Linked DNA regions of Mus musculus: region 1 is linked to region 2. The links are chromatin loops, found by intact Hi-C in ENCODE. Cell type or tissue: heart. All regions are shown on one strand. Links, peaks and the distances in the headings refer to the core of each region. The heading gives the core; the rest is flanking DNA. Region 1 holds the start of Btnl9 (butyrophilin-like 9). Region 2 overlaps Olfr1396 (olfactory receptor 1396).

Region 1 (8,337 bases), core at 258-8,257, 78 kb after region 2:
CTGCTCTTCTCTGTGCTTGTTTTGTTCCAGGGAAGTGTATATGGGAAACAGGGGCTGGCAAACTGATGAAAGAGCATCAAGCAGTGTGGCTTTAACAACTGGGATTGAAGCAGTAAATAGTGCTATATAACTGTACTGGTTGGTATATAATTGTACTGGTTAATATGACTGTATTGGTTGGTATATGACTATACTGGTTGGTATATAACTACACTGGTTGGTATATAACTGTACTGGTTGGTATATGACTATACTGGTTGGTATATAACTATACTGGTTGGTATATAACTGTATTGGTTGGTATTTAACTGTACTAGTTGGTATATAACTGTACTAGTTGCTATATAGCTGTACTGGTTGCTATATAGCTGTACTGGTTGCTATATAGCTGTACTGGTTGGTATATAATGGTAATGGTTAGTGTATGTCCTAGTACTGAAGGGGCTGAGGTAAGAGGATTGAGAGTTCCAGGCCACCCTAGGCTGCATAGCAAGAACCTGTTTCAAAACAAAACAACAAAAGTTACAAAAGCAAAAGAAAAATAAACCAATCAACCGAACAACAATAACAAATTCCAAAACCCTGAGTGGGAATCTTTTGGCATTTTAGTAATTAGTATGGTCTGGTGCTGTATCATGAGAGCCCACTCCTAGAGGGCACCCAGCAGAAATAGGGGCAGAGTTTGGGTGCTCATATTCTACCTGGATGAGCTGACTATGGCTGCAGATCAAATACACTACCTGAGTTCACCTCCCACAACTGAAGGAAGAGAAGGTAGGTGAAGAAGATGCTGAGGCACCGAGGTATTTGCTTCAGAAACCCCAGAAATACTGAGAAATCTGCCATCTGTCAGCGGTGAGGGCCCACCTAGAAAATAATGAACATGCAGGGTAATATGGACGGTGACCCTTCACCCAGAGGGTCTGAGATTATATTCATTCTTTTATTTATTGTTATTATTATTAGCTAATTCTGGAGTTCCATATCAAGCTCATAGCTTCTTTTTAACTATGACAGGATATAAGAACTGATTCTAATTTTATCAGGTGATGCTGTTACCATTGGAACTCATGGTGCTGTGAGCAGACAGGGTTGAAGGGTCCCAGAGGAAGCAACGTATTGTTTGGACTCAGGAATGGAGCCATACATTGTGTGGAGGCTCAGTGTCACCCTCCTCTGGGTTAGTGACACTCCCCAGAGAATGGGAAATCTAGGAAGAATATCAAATGCAGCTTTATCTCCCTTCCTCCCCACTGCAGACCACTGGTGTACACATTCTTTGCCCTGGAACATCAGGTTCATAAAACAGGAAGACAGAGCTATTTTTTTCCAAAGCAGAGTATATATGGTGGCTACCTGCCAACCTTTGGGACATTCTGGTCAATTTCATCTATTCTGATCTTATTGGGGGCTAACTAGTCCCTGTTCTCATGTTTTTTGCATCTTTAGGCCCAGCTGATGGAGGGATACCATCTGGCAATCCCTTCTCTATCCTCTGGTCCAGAAAATTCAGACTCCTCTATCTCTTAAGTCCCTGTTGCGCTCTGTGTTAGCATCTAAGTCTAGCAACCAATGAGTCTAATGTGATGAGTGCATCTTGGGATACAGAGTCTCTCCACATCGCTTCTTTATTTAGGCGTAGGACTTCAGGCAGCAGACTTTGTAGCTGGGTGAACCTCAATCTTTGTGCTTGAGCAAAGGAAGGAAAAAGTCTAAGCCTCCTATGAGTTGACAAGATGCTGTTTAAATTGCATGTGATGGCACACACTTAAAATCCCAGCATGCAGAAGACTGAAGCAAAGTGATCATGAGTGTAAAGAGAGCCCTGGGCTAGCTAGCCAGAGTCTGTCTCAAACACAGAAATAAAGAAACACTCTATAAATAAAAGTCATCACCTTCTCCTCTCTCCACTTTCGAAACATCATTTTGCAGCTTTCTTCCAGAAAGGGTTCATCCCATCACGACTGTTCCTCGGGGGGAGGGCATATCCAGTGGATTTTTACTCTCTAATCCAACTCACATTCTACTCTGTCTTTTGCTACCACACTCGCCATTGTTTGGTGACCCCCAGATAGCCTTTGCTTCTGCTGAGCCCTAGCCATATGATCTGCAAAACTATGGACAAAGATGTAGGATTGCGCAGTAGGAAAGCAGTCAGAGGAGATGTAGGAAGGTTGATAAGGACTCCTCAGGGTGACTTATGGGCTAGAAGGACCCAGACTGGTAGGAACACAAGATGGGGTGCAGGAAGCAATGGTCTAAGAAATGAATGTACCACATTTGGGGCTTTGGAGCTCAGACTCAGAGGTTGCAGAGATAAGGCAGAGGAGCAAGTAAGGGCCACACCAATTGTGTTTCAGATGGACTCTTTAGAGGGAGGAAGGCTCATTCCCCTCTGGAGCCAACCTATCTGTTTTGATGGTCTGAATATACTGAGATTATTATTTGTGCGATAACTAACAAGACCAGAAGTCCTGGGCAAAGATGAAAGCTCCAAAGGGACAGTAATGTGCCTTGTCCACTGTGGCTGATGACAGAAGTGGGCACGTGCATGTCAGTGACAGCTCTGCAAAGTGGCAGCAAGGCATCCGAAGCCACACTGACTTTGTGTTTGTCACTCACCTTGTCTTCCCTTCCCTTTCATGCCTTGTTCTTATGGGCCAGACACAGCTTAGAGTCCCAAGAGAGCAAAGCCACACTAGGAACATCACCACCCAGATAGCACCTTGCAAAGCAAGCACTGGGGCATATGCAGTGGTCTGTTTGGATGAGCTACAATGTGAGGACTTAGTCAACTGTGTTAAGTGGTAGCTCTTGTCAGCCTAGAGGGAAAGTGTGTTCCTTCCAAAGGGGCAAGTACGTGAAGTGGTAGCTCTTGTTAGCTAAGGACAGTTTGTTCTTCCCCAAGGGGCAAGTAAATGGGGTAGCATGTTCCAGAATTGCTATCTGTAGTCATTTCTCTGTTGTGATAAACACGTGATTGCCATCACTGAAGCTATGGGGGGAAAAAGGTTAAAATATAAGGTGTATACGTGAACACACGCACACACACACACACACACACACACACACACACACACACACACACACTGAGGTAGAAGCTCCACTCTATCACCTCTAACTGTGTGTGAAAGTGTCCCACATGATTCAATTTCCCAACTTGTAATATAGGCTTATTGATGAAGGTAGTAATAACTTTGTCACCAGCCTCTTCACAGACAGGAGTCACAGGTACTCAGTGTCTGTTCACTACTCAGGGATAGCTATTGGATAGCCTTTAATCGAAAGCCAGTAGTCTGGAAACTTCCTGAAGTGACTAGAAAAGAGTACACACACACACACACACACACACACACACACACACACACACACACCATGTAAATTCCCACAAGCAATAAACATAAATTAAATACTTACTTATTGAACACTCACATATTCCGTCAGTATTACTACTACTTTTACCAAAAAGCCCAAATTATAGGTAGGTAAGCTGAGGCATGTGGGACACCTTCACACACAGCTAGAGGTGGCAGAGGGAGATTTCTTCCTCAGCTGTTGTTTACAGCATCTGTTTTTCTCTCCCAGCCTCTCCCCAGCTGTGCTGTGTCAGGTCTGGCTTCTGATTTCATTTGCATCAATAACTACAAACCATCATGCTGTTATGAGGCACCCAGCCTCAAGCAGTGCCATACCCACCCGCACTAAAGAAGAAACTAGGTCACAAATGATGAATTTAAATTTTACTGCCAAAGAAAAAGAATGAAAGCTTAAACCAAAGTGTCCCCAAGACTTTGTCATCAGCCTTTTAGACAGGAGTCATGGGACTTCAGTATCTGTTCAATATTCAGGGGTATCTGCTGGATAGCCTGTAATTGGAAGCCTGGAAATTTCCTGAAGGGACAAGAAGAGAGTTTCCTAAAGTGACTTTGTGTGCCATTCACCACACTACTCCCCACCTCAAGGCTCCTCTCCACCTTCCCTTCAGTTAAAGGCTTTGATCCTTCCCACAGCTTCCCCCAAGGAGAAACACTTTCTAGTTTTCACCACGTGTGCCAAGGTTGCCACGGGCTCCAGAGTCTGATCCAGGTGGAGAAGTTTGGCTGGAGAAAGGAGAAAGCTAGACACGCTGAATTGGGGTGTGGTGGTGGTGGAAGATGGAGACCTCGGTGAAGAGGCCTCAGACCTAGCTAAGTTGTCCCGGTGATCCCTTGGGATGCTACTTTCTGAAGCTATGAAGGACACAGAGCTCGTGCACACTGTAGTACTGAAGCCCACCTCTCACGTCTGCTGTTCTGCACTGTTGTTTTGCAAACCACAATCGGTACATTTCATCTTGCAGTTTATCCCCATAAGTTCCAAAGGGCAAATGAGACCTGCGCACTTCCTAATCCTTTCCCACTCCAGTGCCCTCTACTGCCCACTAGCTTGCATCAGTGTGATTTTACTTGGTCTATAAGAGGATTTCCATCCTCATAAAGAGCTGAGTCACTTTAAGAAGGGAGGACCAAAAGAATGAACCCTTTTCATCTGCAGGGGAAAAGGATGCATCGGAACTTTGCCTCCTCAGAGGAGCCAGCCTGAATGGGCATCTCCCCTAAGACAACCAAAACATCCCACGCACCCCAGCAACCAAACCACCAGAACTGGGTGATGAGAGCATATGTGATTCCACCTATGCTGTGCTTCCCCTAGGGTGCTTTCTATCTTTTTCTGCTTTCTGTTTCTAGAAGGTTCATACAAGTGTTGCAAAGGAGCCACGTACCTTTCAGGTAACAGAAGAAGATCCAAGCGGTAGAGGGATGCTGGCAATCTCACCTCCCTCTAAAGGGGGTGATTGTGAAATGTTAGTCCCTGATGCTAAGCTGCTTTGGATGTGGGCTGGCAGCTGGGTTCAGGAAGAGGATGCAGCTCACTGGTGACAAAATTACTCGCCCACCTTTCACCTTAGGACATAAACTATTGGTTCTGCCCTTTGTTATAAAAACCAAGATAGATAGAACAAAACGAGGAAGTCTCCGTCATATCCCGTCCTCGTGGAAAAAAATCTCAAGCTAAGTTCCCATAGAAAATGACCCTCCAGTGTCTTAAAAAGAGGCCAAAGGTGCCTGGGAACTTCGTTAGAACAGGCTGCATCTGCAGGTGGCTAAGAAGAGAAAAAGAATGCCCAAGCTGGCCATCCAGGATTTCTGGATAGATCAAGCTGGATATCCAGGGAGGCTGGATGGTGGTCCAAGGCCAGCCCCTCTAGCTTCCCAGTAACACTGAGACAGACTGCAGTCTCCATTAGAAGTTGGGAAGTGCTTGTGCCCAGCTCTGACTTAACCCATCATATCCCTCTCTGCAGGGAAACACCCGGCGGAAACCTCCTGGGAACACTGTCACAAGCAGACTTAGAACAGCGTTCATATACAGCGCGGAAACAGTGGGGTATAAGCATTTCTGCAGTGAAGCTGCACTCTACATGAAGCTGAATGCGAACAGAAGAGAGGCTGCTAGAGGTGGCGAATCTACCCTTCTCTTGAGTTTGTTCTATAAAGTGTGTCCTTCCTCTTCAAGACTCTCCAGTCACTTAACCTTCACCCCTTGCTCTTGCTTTCCCACAGTCCTCTCTCTGCATTCTCCATGTGGAGATCCTCCTAATCTCTCCACGGAGCCGGAAGGCAAAGCTGTGTCACACGCTCCGCCCATGCGCATGGCATTCTATAGGTCTCTTTCCTACCAATCGGCACTCTTTCCAAGATCCTACTCAAAATTCCTGCCTCTGATGGGTGGACTTGACCTCTTCCCATGTGCACACTTCTTTCTTCCCAGTCTTCGTGCAGGGGGTCTCTGAGACCGCCATAGCCTGCAGAGTATGGTCCATAGGAGCCGAGAAGGTAGTTTGGTTCAACACAATTAAGCAGCCGATATTGGTTCAAACTTTGGGCGTTTTACCCCCAAGTGGTTTATTTTAGGCATATGAATGCCCTACACATAAATAAATGTGCCTGCAATGGAAATCTGTGTAAAGTGCATATGATGCCTTCCAAAAAGAAAATAGGCTCTATGGATTGAGAAAAACAAGCTTATGATAAGGGTCTGGGGGAGGGTCCTGTGGGGTCTCAGACTCACAGACAGTACAAAGGTCATTAGGCTATTGACCGTGTCTGCTGCCAGCCTTCTGGGCAGCTAACGGGTTATGACTTCCTTCTTTCGAAGGATCAATCCTGTGTTTAGCACTCCAGACTCCCCAGGTGCTTATCTGTGAGCACAAGGACCTCTGGGCCGCCTATATCTCCCTCGTTTTTACTTTTTAAAGAAAAATTATGGTTGTAATAGAGTCCAAGGTTGAATGCATTACCTTCATGGCTGGTATAACTAACTAACACAGGCAAGGATAAAATAATTATAATAATAGCTAACAGAGAATCAAGGAAAGGGCAAAGCCATCTTAACATGATGGGTATTCAGAGGTCACTTGAGAGATTTTATCTCTTTATGCAAATCATGAATTTGACCTTCTGTAATGTGAGAGAAATCTAACACAATAAAGAAACATGTCAGGAAATTGTTGACAACCAAAATAATGCTCCAGCAACAAATTATCTATAGTAGCTTTATTTTGTAAAACTGTGACTCTAAATTCAACCATCTCTGGGTTAATTTCTGATAATATTTTTGCTATAATATTAGTAGTTTTACTACTAATTATATACTATAGTAATTATACAGGCCACTCTCTGTATTCCAGGAATCATTCCTGTGATTGGTAATAAGAAAGCTGCTGTGGATGCAACTATTACAGGGTCCCATAGATGCAACTTGGAGGGAAGTCTCTTAATTCTGCTGATCAATTGTAAAGCTTTCCTGGAAAAATGGATGTAATATGGCCTATCCCACATAACACCATTCACACAGATCCATCCCAAAGGCAGTTGTTTGCCAGAGGGAAGGGTATGGTTAGAGGTGGGATTACAATCAGGAGAGATATAAGTTATATATAATTTAAGATAACATGTAAAGCATATTCAATGTGATTAAAAAACAGCATTGACAGGAATATCAGGGGATCCTGGTGCAGATGGATTCTAATGCATATGAGTAACTCCTATGCTATATATATATATATATATATAATTATTATTATATATATATTATATATATTCCAGGAATAGATGGGTATCTTCTGATGCAAAAAGATTACTCTTGTTAGCTGTCAGACACCAAATGAAGCCAGAGTTTGTTTTATAAATCACTGGCAACAGATAGTGCTATTTTGCAACAATATCAACTTTGGTAAGCAGTATGACAGACAGTATTTTTTATCTTTATACAACTATAATTTCCACTAACAAAGCTTTCTAAAGAGTGATTAATTATGCTAAAATCCACACTATTACACCGGGCTGATCAACTAGATTAGTCCATCCACAATATCCTCCATTAATATTCCATAAGTAACAAAATTTCTTAAGCCATTTGCCTTTATAAATAGGACCGTTATCAGATTTTAGTTGTAATGGGAGTCCTGGAAAGGAAACATATATAATAAATGATAATGGTATCTGAGGTTGCTTCACCCTTGTAAGCAGAAGCAACACATCATATTAGAAAAAGTATCAACTGTTACACGGACATATTTTAAACGTCCAAATTCTAAGATATGAGTAATGTCTGTTTGCCTAATGGTGTTAGGTTTCAACTCTCGAGCATTAATTATGCCAGCAGATGGCGGCAGTGTGAAAGAAGAACGTGATGGTCTGTCGAGCCTGCTCCCTAGGTAAAAAGATTATACCTGTATTTGATGAAGTACCAGAGATTTTTGAGCAGCCTAAAAATAAAGTATTAGAGGTAGGGAATAGGTCAGTGCATAGGTTCGAGCATTATCAAATATTAATGGGCCTGGCAGATTAGATTGAGCATGAATATGAGTTATGAAAATGTTGAGACTGGTTGTCTCTTTGAAGGGAGTAACATTAGTAATAGGGTTGGGTTAAGGCTTGCAGTTTCTAAAAGAGAAACCGTTTGAGCACAATACACAGAGCCAGTTAAAATATTTAGTGGCTGAGAAACAACTAATCAACACTGATTGATTACAGCGAGTTCAGACTGTTGAGTGTACAACCAGCGGTGGGTATAGTCTTCTTTGTGAGGAGTGTGTGGAATTTGTATATAAAACACAAACTCCTTGTCCTTTTGAAGATCCATCCACCTGCAAGACAGACTGAGAACTGTTGCTGCAGGCTCTTTACCAGTAAGCTGTTTAAGATATGCCCTTCTTATCATTGTCAAGCCTATAAGTTCTTATAAGTAAGGAGTTGCAGATCATGGCAGAGAATTATGGTACGCATAAATTTC
Region 2 (8,337 bases), core at 13-8,012:
TTCTGCCTTGTGTGGCCTGGCAAGCAGTACCAGTGTATGGTATGCTCTGTCTACAAAATTTTGCTAACTTCTGGTCCTCACTAGAACTTATGTTTCCTGATGCTGCTTTTGAATACCATATTGATCCCAGGCTCTTAACGAAGTGACTGTTATGTTCTCAGCAGATATTCTTTGGCTGAATAATATTTATATTATCCAGAAAAACCTTGTGAAAATTTTTGTTTCGGCTCACATGTTTCAACTCTGTGTGCTGGGTGTTTAGGCGGTGGTTTTGTTTTGCTTCCTTTGGATGAGAGCATTAAGAAGCCGCTTCGTCCCCACACTGTTCTTTGGAGACAACATATTCTGTGTCCCATATCAGCACTTTGTTTGTTTGTTTGTTTGTTTGTTTGTTTTGAGACAGGGTTTCTCTGTGTAGCCCTGGCTGTCCTGGAACTCACTCTGTAGACCAGGCTGGCCTCGAACTCAGAAATCCACCTGCCTCTGCCTCCCAAGTGCTGGGATTAAAACCACCGCCCAGCACAGCACTTTTCTTGATCCCCACTTTCACTGCCTTCCTACTGCACACAATACTTCAACTCAGGGACCCACGGATGGTCTCACAGACAGAGAGAAAGAAGGTAAGGAAACATTAATAAGACATTAAGAAGGGCTGGAGAGGTGACTCAGTGGTTAAGAACACTGACTGCTCTTCCAGAGGTCCTGAGTTCAATTCTCGGCAACCACATGGTGGCTCACAACCATCTGTAATGGGATCTGATGCCCTCTTCTAGTGTGTCTGAAGACAATGACAGTGTACTCATATAAATAAATAAATAAATAAATAAATAAATAAGAAAAGAAAGAATGGGAAATGACTCACTTTCTCCTTTCCTCCAACACTCCAACAACAGTAGGACAGACAATAGGAGGAAAAGGATGTGCCAATTCACAAATAGAAACTGAAAAATGAACCATCAGCTTGGCATAGAAACTGTGAAGTTAGGATGGAATAACTGGGAAATGACTCTCAGTTATCTTTGGTTGGGTGTCCTGAAGAAAACCTACCTTTAGAGGGAGTTCTAGCATTAAAATAACCATTTTCCTCTTCCCCTACTTGCTCTTACTAGGTGAGAGGGCCAGGGAAGAACTGCTCCGTCTGACCCAAGCTCCCTCCTTGGTCTTCACTGACCCAGAGAGAGGGAATAGGGAACACAGCATCCATACTCATGAATGTCTGGGATTCATCCCATACCCTGTGGCCTATTTCTATCTGGTCAGGAGGTTTGCTTCATAGGTCTACACCCATTGTGGCTGCCATCCCTCATAGGGTATAGCGTACAGGACCAGAGTGCACATCCTTTGTGCCCGCCATCCTTCTCTAGTCTTGCTCCATTGTGTTCACCCCAAAAGTGTCCCAGACTTCACAATAAACTTTATGGTCAAAGTTTTAATTTTTTGACATGTTCCACACGTGTAAGCCTACCTTTTCACTGACCAATCCTGTCTGGGAAGACTAATGTTTTACCCTGTGACCTCTACTTCCCAAGAGCAGAGATTCCTCCAGGCTTATGGTAGGACAGGAATATGGGACAAGTGTGAATGTGATAGGTTAAACATCTGCTCTCATGGAATTGCCTGCTTAGTTTTAGTAAAGCACAACAAATATACAGTTTTTGACAGTGTGAAATGGTCACAACAAACCCCACTTTTTACAATGTATATATGCTAAGGAAAATAAAATAAGTGGCATAATACTTTTATAACTAATGTTAGTGTCCCTGATTGCAAACTTAGAAAATTATGAACAAATAATGGAGAGGGAAAAAATGCATCAGAGTACAGGAAAACTGAAGAATCAGGAACCATAGGAGTTGATATACTTGGTCTAGTTTACACACACTTAATGGGGGGAGGGGAGAGATGGCTCAGCAGGTAAGGGCACTGGTTGCTCTTCTGGAAAACTTGGGTTTAGTTGCCAGCATCCACATGGAAGCCTTTTATTCTTCTCTCTTACATTACCTTTCCTCCACAGTTTCCCCTCCCTCTGCTTATCCCAGTACCTCCCCCACCTCCCCTTTCCCCAAGATCAACTCCTCTTTTTCCCTTTAAAAAACAAACCAACAGAATAACAACAACAAAACCAGCCCCCCCCCCCGACCTCCCCAGGGATATCCATCAAATGTGGCCCAACAAGATGCAATAAGACTGGGCACAAACCCTGATATCATGGCTGCACATGGCAACCCAGTAGGAGGAAATAGGTCCCAACTGCAGGAGAAAGTCAGAGACTCTCACTCACTGTTGGAAGTCCCACAAGAACACCAAGCTACACGACCACAAGCTATATGCAGAGGACCTAGCTCAGACCCATACAGGGTCCGTGTTTGTCACTTTTATTTCTGCGAGTCCTTTAGAGCCTTGCTTAGTTGATTAGTAGGCTGAGTTCTCATAGTGTTCTTGACCTCTCTGGCATCTACAATCCTCCCTACCTGTCTTCTACAGTGTTGCAGGATATTTGATCACACTGTGAATCTTAGCACACACCTTTAATCCCTCTAGCTGGAATACAGACACACCTTTAATCCCAAAGTTTGTAGAAGGAAGCAGCCATGTTTGAAAGTCATGTCTTACTGAGTGGCAGAAAAAGTGATGAATCAGAGAAAGATTTGACAGAATAATATATGCCCAGCTCTCATGAGGAGAGAGAGAGGGGGGGGGAGAGAGAGAGAGAGAGAGAGAGTTTTACCAGGAGAGTTTTATAGAGACAGGTTGAAGAGAGAACAAGCTAGACCCAGGTAAAGACAGAACTGAAGAGCCCAGAGTAATTCCAGACATTGGTCTGCTGCCCCCATCTCAGTGCATGTCCCCAAGCACTGCATTCTTTTCAGCTGCAGTAAAACCACCTGGCCTGCCTTAGCCCCATAAACGTTGAGATAAGACTGTTGTCTTAGAATAGCCCTGAGCCTGTACAAACATCCTGCTACCCGCTACACCCTGGGCCTGAGAACTGACCCCTAATTTATAAATTCCTTCTTTATTATCCCCTGAACATCTATCTGCCTATGGGCTTATGCTTCCAAAGGAGACTGCCCCTGCCCTTCAAGGTTGTTTTTGTGAGCTCCCAAGCCTCACTGTGACCCTGTCCAGTTAGAAGTGTTTCCCAGATGTGAATAAAGTTGCCTTTGGTTTATTTCTGACTTTGGCGGTCCTTTCTTCGTTATTTGCGTGCCCCATGACCCCGACAAGAATGAGGAGCCAGAAGATTAGAACAGATTGCTAGAATTAGTTATAAGTCAAGCAGAACGATTTAGGAGAGTCAGAGAGTATGGGGGGGGGGGGGGGGAGGAAGTAGGGAAGAAGCACACTGAATTAGTCAGCAAGGACTGAAGTTTGAGTCAGAACAGCTGAGTTGAAATCAGCCAGCCAGAGATCAGAAAGAACAAGAAAGGGTGAGCTTATTCAGCAGCAAGTTTCAGAGGCTGAAAAACATTCTAGGCCTAGGTAAGATTGTATGGAAGCTAGAAGCTTTCCAGGACCAGGCTCAGGTTTTGCAGATGGAGGCAATAAGCCTCAGAGATGGCGAAACACGCCGGGGCCTAGCAAACACAGAAGTGGATGATGATCACAGTCAGCTATTGGATGGATCACACGGCCCCCAATGGAGGAGCTAGAGAAATTACCCAAGGAGCTAAAGGGAACTGCAACCCTATAGGTGGAACAACATTATGAACTAACCAGTACCCCCAGAGCTCTTGTCTCTAGCTGCATATGTATCAAAAGATGGCCTAGTCGGCCATCACTGCAAAGAGAGGCCCATTGGACTTGCAAACTTTCTATGCCCCAGTACAGGGGAACCCCAGGGCCAAAAAGGGGGAGTGGGTGGGTAGGGGATTGGGGAGGTGGGTATGGGGGACTTTTGGGATAGCATTGAAAATGTAAATGAGGAAAATACCTAAAAAAAAAAAAAATACTTTTACACTGAATGGTGTCCTGGCTCCACCTAGTGTTTGGCTGTGGGCTTTGCAGCTACTGCCATAAGTGCTTGATGCCTCTCTGATGACTGTTGGGCTAGGTACCAATCTATGAGTATAGCAGAATATGATTAGAAATCTTTTCATTGACCTCCCTCCCACACTCCAGTCATGTTTGGTTCTATCCTGGGCCTCTGGACTGTCCTGCCTCTAGCTCCTGGCCATCCAGGCAGTGTCAGACATAGGCTCCCTCTTGAGGCATGGACCAGTCATGGTTGGCCACTCTCACCACCATCACTGCATCAGCACGTCTTGCAGGCAGGACAGATTGTAGCCAACACCTTTCTTAAGAATAGGCCTACATGCAGGCAAAACACCCAAACACATAACAAGACGATAATATATTTTTCTATAATAAATAACCTAGACTCAGAATCTCCCTCATGACCAGGCATGTTGATTGCCTAGCACCTGTAGTGCAATCTCTCTCTCTCTCTCTCTCTCTCTCTCTCTCTCTCTCTCTCTCTGTGTGTGTGTGTGTGTGTGTGTGTGTTGTGATCTATTAAGGCTAAGCTAGACATTTCAAGAGAGCAGGGAGTGCATCTCTCCTGTTCCCTCTTCCTGTTGGTCTCCATTTTCTTTCCAAGTAACCTCCTCAACCCTGTTTTTAAAAAACCTTCATTTTTGCAGACAGAAACAAACCCATGATGTTCCCCTTTCTGAGTCTGTTTTATTTCAATAGCTTTTAATTTATAAGACACTTTGTCCAGTTAATTGAGTTGTGTGCCTGGACAAAAGGAAGTTTCTTGTGACCCCAAATTCCCCAAATGTCTGGGGGATAGTAGCTGATCAATAGATATCTGCCAATTGAAAACCTGATTTGGAATTAAGTTATCAGCTCATGGTAAATCTTTGTACAGCTTTTCCAGATCCTGGGTTTAAGACTCATGGTAGACCTTTGTGTAGCATATCCAGGTGCTGGGTGCTGCAAACATAATAACAGCAAACTGGCTTTTGTTCAGTGTCTTAGTTAGGGTTTCTATTCCTGCACAAACACCATGACCAAGAAACAAGTTGGGGAGGAAAGGGTTTATTCAGCTTACACTTCCACATTGCTGTTGATCACCAAAGGAGGTCAGGACTGGAAGCAGGTCAGGAAGCAGGAGCTGATGCAGAGGCCATGGAAGGATGCTATCTACTGGCTTACTTAGCTTGATTTCTTACAGAACCCAAGACTGCCAACCCAGGGATGGCATCACCCACAATGGGAGGCCACCCTAGATCAATAATTGAGAAAAATGCCTTACAGCTGGATCTCATGAAGGCATTTCCTCAAGGGAGGCTCTTTTCTCTGTGATAACTCCAGCTTGTGGCAATTTGACACACAAGACCAACCAGTACATCCAGGCAATGCAGTGGAAACATAGTATATGCCCTAAAAGATCAGAAAAAAGGAACACCCCCAAATCACTATGACTTAGGTGAAAGTTAGAAAAATATTTTTAATGCTTTTTTTTAAAAACTATTTATTTTTAAATTGAAACAAGTATTCAAAGCTGTGCTGAACTTCTAATCCTCCTGCCTCCACCTCTCAAGTGCTAGGATTATAGGCATGTACTACTCTACCCAGGCTATCAACTGGGCTATGTCCTCAGCCCAATCTTTTTCTTATACATGCTAGGTTGGCTTTGAACTTGCAGTGCAACTGAGGATGATACTAAGTTTTTGAGCATTCTGATTCCACTTCATGAGTTCCAGATTGATAGACATTTGTCACCAAACCCAGTTTAAAGCAGAACATCTTTCAAAATTTTGTTTTTATTTACTGAAAGAGTCTCAATAATCTGTAGAATCAAGCAACTCTTTTGCCCCAGAAGTATCTGGGACTACAAATCCTCACCTTCACGTACAGGTATCCAAAACTTGTTAGTGATAATTCTTGTTTTCTCGGGAGAGGGATGAATTAATTCTACATGTTTCGTGCTTATGGATGAAGGGTTCTGGTTGGTACATAATATGTATGGTTTGATGCTTGCAAAATACGAGGGAGATGTAATGTGCATGAGTTTAACCAGGAACACTTTCTGGAAGAAGAGAATCTGGTCAGATTAAAATTTTGACAAGGCAGATGTTTGGGGTAAGAAGAGAAGAGGAGCCAGAAAGATGTTTAGTACTATAAACACTAAAATCAGTTTGCTGGTTTGGCCTCCACCTAACAGGCATCAGCAAGAGATCATCAGCAAAGTTAAGTTATGCACGCCCACACAGTGGAAATTCTGGCAGCTACAAGGACACACAGCTTCTATTTTCACAAATCCTTGGAGATTTCTTTTGGCAATTAGGGTTCCCAGGGAAGGAAGTCCCCCTGTAAGGTTCTTTGAAATAAGCATGTTCACTACAAAATGCCTGTTTTGAGAATTTAACTCAGCTGGCTGTCTACTAGCCTGTCCCCATGGCAGCACTATGCTTTTGTCTGTCTCTCTGCCTTCTCTGTTTCTCTCCATCTCTCTCTCTCTCTCTTTCTGTCTGTCTGTATTTCTGTCTGTCTGTCTGTCTCCATCTGTGTTCTCTCTGTGTCTCTCTCTGTCTTTCTCTCTCTGTCTCTCTTTCTCTCTGTGTCTCTGTGTGTGTGTCTCTCTCTCTGTCTCTCTCTCTCTCTCGGATTGAATTCAGCATCCCCCAGACATTCTTCCATCTCACCCACCCCGCTTCTTAAGAATCATATTTATTAATGCTGTTGTTCTCCGTGAGCAGAACCTAAGACTGAGCAAGCACCTTCCTGGGGCAAAACTTCCAGAACTTAGTTTAAAACCCTCCCTCCCGCCACCCCAACCCCCCGACTGCTCTCTGCTTTCAAAGAGATCATTGGAATTTCAGGAAAAAATGATTTTATTACAAATGGGGACAAACAACTGATGCCTGGCTCAGCACAATGGATGTGAGTCCGATTTATAGTCAGAATGTAAACAACATTGAATAAAAGTTCAAATTTTGCTGAGGTCTTCAACTTCAAGAGGAAAACAGGTTAGTCTATACAGTCAAAAGTATGAGACAAGAGACCTGCAGTGTCTAGATGATTGGGGTTATCTTAAGCATTATGTTTAGATTCAGCCTCAAGCAAAGGAAAAATGACAAGAACAATTAAAAACAGAAGTGATAGACACTCACATTTTTGCTATAGGACTGTGTGCATCTACTATAGGACCATGTGCATCCATCATTATAGGACCGTGTGCATCCAGTACTCCCATGTTTACCCTATTTCTCTTGAGTAGTACAATGTTCCATTTTTATTCCTTGAAGCAACCTTAATAAGGTTTCGCAGTACAAAGACGAGAAATCTCTAAAAAGAATTCTAGAATCTTGCTTTCTGCCATCTGGAAGATTTTTCACTTTTGCCATTAATGGTGAGCTGTACAATATAAATAACAGAACAGTGGTAGCATTATAAACAAATAATGTGCAAGACCAGTATGTAAATTAGAGAAAAATGGTAATACAGGCCTCGGTGCCTGGAACTTAAGAGACTCTGTGAACATCAGTGAGAAGGGTTAAGTCTTCTGGTAAAGAAAACACTCCAGCTTTAAGTGATAAACGATAGCATCTCAATGCCCTGGTACTGCAGCGCTTGAGTTAACAGAGCTTTCCCTTCCTCTATAACGTACTTAGAAAGAAATCTGCAAAAGACTGAGGGGGGGGGGGGAGGAATCCATTTATCACAAGAAATACAGTTAGTACTGGTTTAGGGTTTATAAAGTTCTGTCCAAGATAGCAGGTGTCAAGCACCTCATTGTTTATGATTAAACTGTGTGATTAAACACAGATGGGAAATTATTTACTGGCTATAACACAGCTATGATAAGAGAGAGTCCAACTCCAGAGCTCAGGGCTGGCTGCCAACCCTGCATCGGTCCAGCCCTTTCTGCAGTGCTCCTATCACATCGCGATTCCTCAAGCTATAAATGAGGGGGTTGAGCATAGGAGTAAGGACTGTGTAGAAGATAGACACCATCTTGTCCTGGCTTGGGGTTCGGTATTGTCTTGGTCTCAGGTAGATGAACATGGCTGCTCCATAGAAGAAAGAGACAGCTGCCATGTGGGAGGAACAGGTGGCCAGAGCCTTTTTCTGGGATTTAGCAGAGTGCATATGGAGTACGGTTCCTAGGATGCGGGTATAAGAGGCTACAATGATGGAGAAGGGAAACAGCAGCATGAAGATACAGCAAAAAAACACTATCTTCTCAAATAGGGATGTGTCCACACAGGCCAACTTTAGCAAGGAGAGCATCTCACAGAAGAAGTGGTCCACCTCCCTCAAGCTACAATAGGGGAAGGTCATTACCACTACCATCTGCACCAGACCATCTGCTATCCCAAAGGCCCA

The links. Hi-C counts contacts between places; a loop is a spot of excess contacts. Peaks named below come from ENCODE experiments on the same cell type or tissue, not always from the same donor. Only the 100,000 strongest peaks of a DNase experiment are listed, where the experiment ranks them.
Region 1: a loop joins it to region 2, with 5 times the contacts of the local background. A loop is called at or near these places in 7 of 42 quality-filtered maps.

The regions. Positions count from the first base shown.
Region 1 is chr11:49,182,226-49,190,562 of GRCm38, forward strand. Btnl9 (butyrophilin-like 9) reads right to left here and starts at 4,864. Exons shown (of 10, transcript NM_172793.2): 1 at 4,763-4,864; 2 at 741-867. The coding sequence starts at 846. In heart, for the core only: CTCF peaks have their summits at 4,420 (motif pointing left) and 7,693 (motif pointing right); a DNase peak (open chromatin) is centred at 5,066.
Region 2 is chr11:49,104,941-49,113,277 of GRCm38, forward strand. Olfr1396 (olfactory receptor 1396) reads right to left here. Exons shown (of 1, transcript NM_146337.1): 1 at 7,837-8,337. The coding sequence ends at 7,837. Among named protein-coding and RNA genes, the nearest start is that of Olfr1396, 4.6 kb to the right of the region's middle. In heart, for the core only: CTCF peaks have their summits at 1,043 and 4,014 (motif pointing left); no DNase peak of the experiment used is centred there.